2 separate regions of the Homo sapiens genome follow, and region 2 is linked to region 1. The links are chromatin loops, found by intact Hi-C in ENCODE. Cell type or tissue: CD14-positive monocyte. All regions are shown on one strand. Region 1 has its middle 2.6 kb from the start of MELTF-AS1. Region 2 overlaps DLG1 (discs large MAGUK scaffold protein 1).

The links. A loop is a pair of places that touch in the nucleus more often than their neighbours do. Peaks named below come from ENCODE experiments on the same cell type or tissue, not always from the same donor. Only the 100,000 strongest peaks of a DNase experiment are listed, where the experiment ranks them.
Region 2: a loop joins it to region 1, with 2.3 times the contacts of the local background. A loop is called at or near these places in 10 of 110 quality-filtered maps.

Annotation. Positions count from the first base shown.
Region 1 is chr3:196,999,027-197,001,526 of GRCh38, reverse strand. It overlaps the pseudogene RPSAP30. Among named protein-coding and RNA genes, the nearest start is that of MELTF-AS1, 2.6 kb to the left of the region's middle. In CD14-positive monocyte, no CTCF peak of the experiment used is centred here; a DNase peak (open chromatin) is centred at 1,116.
Region 2 is chr3:197,043,746-197,046,245 of GRCh38, reverse strand. DLG1 (discs large MAGUK scaffold protein 1) reads left to right here. Exons shown (of 25, transcript NM_001366207.1): 25 at 1,517-2,500. The coding sequence ends at 1,623. Among named protein-coding and RNA genes, the nearest start is that of MELTF, 15 kb to the right of the region's middle. In CD14-positive monocyte, no CTCF peak of the experiment used is centred here; no DNase peak of the experiment used is centred here.

The DNA.
Region 1 (2,500 bases):
GGCTCTGGGGTGTCTGCCCTTCTGTGGATGGGTGCAGAGAAGGGTGCAAACTTCTCTGCTGCCCCCTGCCCCACACCTCCAAAATAAGCGGCCCACATCTTTTCTCTGGCAAGCTCGCTGCTAACTCACTGGAGGGGGGCGTGGGGAGCGGATCTCCCAGAGACCCTACAGTGGGTGCTCTGTGGTATCTACTGAGGTGGGGGTGGGCCCGGCTGGTCTTCATCAGTGCTCTGCTCTCCCTCTGGAAGGGGAGGTTTTCTCTGCTTCCCTCTCTCATGGCTTCACTTGGCCCCCACACCACCACCCCTCGCCGCTGTGGCCATCTCCCAGAGCCAGGTCTTGCCCACCACTGCACACAGGCCATTTTCCATGAAGTCGGCTCAGTTATCACAAAGCCAGTCAATTCCTGGGGACCTGGATGGCCAGAGTTGACCGACTTTGTCTCTGCATCACATGGACGAGTCTCAGCTGCACAGTCACTCCAGCTCGCCTCATGCTACCACTTCCCTACCCTGAACTTCTGGAAAGGAAAGTTAACCTTTGGGCACCCTAGCCCCTCATCTGAAAAACACACAGTACGATCACCAGCTTGGTGAGGTGGTTGTGAAGATCCAGTCTAAGATGCAAAACACTCAGCACAGTGCTTGGCACACGGCATAGAGACTAAGACACAAAACACTGCACAGTGCTTGGCACACGGCATAGAGTCTAAGACACAAAACACTCAGCACAGTGCTTGGCACACGGCATAGAGTCTAAGACACAAAACACTCAGCACAGTGCTTGGCACACGGCATAGAGTCTAAGACACAAAACACTCAGCACAGTGCTTGGCACACGGCATAGAGTCTAAGACACAAAACACTCAGCACAGTGCTTGGCACATGGCATAGAGTCTAAGACACAAAACACTCAGCACAGTGCTTGGCACACGGTGGGTGCAGGAAGGATGTTCACTGTCACTACTGCTATTACTCCAGAGCCTGTTTTCTTGTCTTCAATTTGGAATTCCTGGGAGAGATCATCTGATTGGCCCAGTGTGCGTCAGGCATCTACCACTGGACCAGTCAGCACAGGCCAGAAGCAGGGTGTATAGCGGACACATGGCCACCGAGGCCCCAGAAAAAGGAAATGAAATCCTTGTGAGTCAGGCAGCCATGCCCCAGCACCCCCATGGCTACCAGGCCTGTTGTAGGGCTATTGGCCATTTGTTGAGCAAATACTTACTGATACCTACTTGTCAGTACCACCCCTAGACCTAGGCAAGAGGGATTCTAGTCCTCGGTTTTGTGCTTTCAAGCAGTGCTTTTCAGACCTTGATGTGCACATTAACTGCCTGGGGATCTTGTTAAAATGTAGACTCTGGTTCAGAAGGGCCAGCATGAGACTGAGAGTCTGCAGTTCAGACCAGCTCCCAGGTGGTGCCTGTGCTGGTGGTCCAGGGACCACACTTTGAGAAGCAAGCCTTCAGAGGCCTCCCCCAGACCACACCCCACACCCCACCCACAGAGGGAGCAATCACAGGGAAAAGGGATGCGTTCACTCAGGGGTCATCTTTTCTTTTTTTGAAACGGAGTCTTGCTCTGTTGCCCAAGCTGGAGTTCAGTGGCACAATCTTAGCTCACTGCAACCTCCGCCTTCCGGGTTCAAGTGATTCTCCTGCCTCAGCCTCTCAAGTAGCTGGAAATACAAGCGCCCACCACCACACATGGCTACTCTTTGTATTTTTCATAGAGATGGGGTTTCACCATGTTGGCCAGGATGGTCTCGAACTCCTGACCTCGTGATCCGCCCACCTCGGCCTCCCAAAGGCCTCCCAAAGGGATTACAGGCATGAGCCACCGCACCTGGCCCCAGAGCCCATTTTTCACACCATGTTCCAGATACCTGGGATCCTGGACTTTATACCTCAAACAGCCCTGAGCCAGCTTCCAGGGTCTGGAGGGCCCCTTACCTAGATCCTGCCTCCCAAGGTGGCCAAAGCTCTCGCAGGAGGTGTAGTTGAGCGTGATGAGCAGGCTGCCGTGTCCTCTGCAATGCGCAAGGCCCTCGAAGCGTGGGTTGCAGCCTGGATGGGAAGAGAGCGGGTGGGCTATGGCGGGGAAGCCTGTTCTGTCCGCAGCTCCTATTCTAGGCTGCTGAGTCTTTATAAAGGTTTGTTTGTCAAAGTAGGAGGACAGGACACATTCTCTTTAATAGCTTGTTAGCTTGATTTGTAACATTTAATGTGGAGCCACATGGTAGGCGGGCCTCTGTTGGTACTCTTGTCCTAGGCCCCACAAGTGCTTGGGGTCGGCCAGCCTGCTGTGTGCACAGCCCTGTGCTCAGCGCTCTGGAAGGTACAAAGAAGTAAGTACACGGCCTACTAGCCCTGCCCCCCTTGGTCTCATTTGGAGAGGCCACCGAGGTGGTGTGGTAGAAGAACACTGCTGTGCAGGAGGGACAGTGACAGGATAGACAGGGCCTTGTGGCCCACACGGCACAAGCCGTCACCCCCAGC
Region 2 (2,500 bases), 45 kb before region 1:
AACTATGAAATGCTCTAAAATAAATCCTTGCGTGCTGTTGTCAACCTAAACTATGAAATGCTCTGGGATTCTGTCCTGTGCTGTTGGGGTGCATCAAGATGCCAAACCCACGAACCAAGTATTTTGTCAAATGAACTGAGTCTTCAGGGACATTGAGGCATGTCTGCATTTAGCTCAAAAGGTAGAAGTCTCACAAAACTGATACTAGCGAATATCATGTTACTGAAAATTCTTGGTTATTCAGGCGTTCCTAGCTATGTATAAGTGCTTCCTACCTACATACAACGTCTTTCTTCTATGCACATCATCTCAGGTACCAAATAGACAGTATTATTTAAAATCCCCCTTTGACATTTTATGCTCAGTTTTTCAGACCATGGAAATCTACACCTATGATGCTCTTCCAAGATCACTGGGCATTTTTTTGTAGTTTAGTAAGTGACTTATTTAATTTGCAATTCTCAATTATTTCATTTATATGTAAACTTTTTTACGAGACACAAGGTTCCACTCTGTCACCCAGGCAAATGGTACAATCCAATGGTACGATCATAGCTCACTGCAGTTGTGAACTCCTGGGCTCAAGAGATCATCCTCCTGTCTCAGCCTCCCAAGTAGCCAGGATTACAGACACACACCACCATGCCCAGCTATTTTTTTTTTTTTTTAAATACACAGGGTCTCACTATGTTCCCCAGGCTGATCTCAAACTCCTAGCCTCAAGCAACCCTCCCACTTCAGCCTCCCAAAGTGCTAGGATTGCAGGCATGAGCCACCATGCCCAACCATAAACATTTTCTTTCTTTCTTAAAAAGTTAGTTACTCATGCTTAGTGCTGTCTAGCGATACTTTGTTTTTGTTTGTTTGTTTGCTTTATTAACTAATCCCTCACAGACCTCAGGGGCTTCAGCTATTCCCAAAGAATTAGTTGTTAGTAATTGTTACTCTTTTTTTCACACATTATTTCAGACAGCAAATAAACATTGATTGTTAAGTCTCTAACCACTAACAAGCTAGCTTAGGTATCTCTCAATTCACCTACACTACAGTACCTGACATGCTAGCTTAACTGAAAAAAGTAGTATCAATCTGTAATCAGCTCTTTTCCCCCAAGATCCTACCCCAAAAAAAAAAAAAATTATCCTTACATCATCCTGTCTATGGGATTGTACCCAGTTTCCTTTTTTCTACATATGTTTATGGAGAAATCAGGAAAGTTAAGAAAATAATTTGTTTTAAAATAATAAAGCTAATATATGCTCAGATGGTAAAAGAACAAAAGAAAAGATCTCCAAGTCTTACTTTTTGATCCATTTTTAAGATAAAAATTTTATACTATATAAATAGGAAAATTAATGAAGTGAGCCTTTTTTCCTAAGTGAACAGTGTGTAAATGGTGATTCTTCCTGGATGAGTAACTTTTTCAAAGATACTAGCTTCTACTATTTCATCAATAATTGTAATGGCAAAAATAGACAATTAATGGAGATTTCTGATTTTGTTTCTATCATTACAGCTATTGTACAGGGGGATACGCTGGAAGACATTTACAACCAAGTGAAACAGATCATAGAAGAACAATCTGGTTCTTACATCTGGGTTCCGGCAAAAGAAAAGCTATGAAAACTCATGTTTCTCTGTTTCTCTTTTCCACAATTCCATTTTCTTTGGCATCTCTTTGCCCTTTCCTCTGGAGTCTTTCTTGAGTACTGATTTCATGTTGAATTGTATCCCACACATCATGGTCTGCAGCTTCTTTTTCACATGTAGTGTCTCCTTCAAGTTACATCGTGTGTATTATTTAATGTCACTATTGGTTAGTGGCCATTTTTCAGAACTGAAGATGGAATGGCCTGACCAGCTATTAAGAACGTGGGGAGACGCAGAAATTGTGGTAAAATTCCTTAATGTTTAAGGGAAAGTAACTTTAAGAGATTTTTGGAAAAGCTTTATATACATTCTTTTCAAATTTCAGTACAAATGAAAAAGTGGTTTTAATCAGTGATTTAGTAGACTTTGAGCAACTGTGCACGCTTCAGTTTAATAGCATGGTTTGGCCAGTGTATTACTCTCAAGTCCTTTTCTCAATCAACTTCTATCATCAAAGCAATTGTTTCATTATAGATAAATAAGGACATTTTTTAATTTAAAAATTCATGTCTGAGTTGACTTTCATAAGGGATTTCATTTTTTCCTCAACATTCTTAAAGCCTTTTAGTATTTGACGGTTCTTTTTTCCCAGGACATTTGCTAGGAATAACAACGTTTCAATGTTTTTAATCTACTTGAGCAACACTATCGTGTCTTACAAAAGTTGTTCATATGTAAATGATCATCACATTTCGTGAATTGAGGCCATGTTCAGGTGCTAAGGAAGTTCGCCTTTTACACAGAAGATTGAGAAAATTTCCTAGATATAAATACAGATAAATCAGACGTTACAGTGGTGACGTAGTAACCATCATGGCAATGGAAAGGAGTCCAATTCATAGCCTAAAAC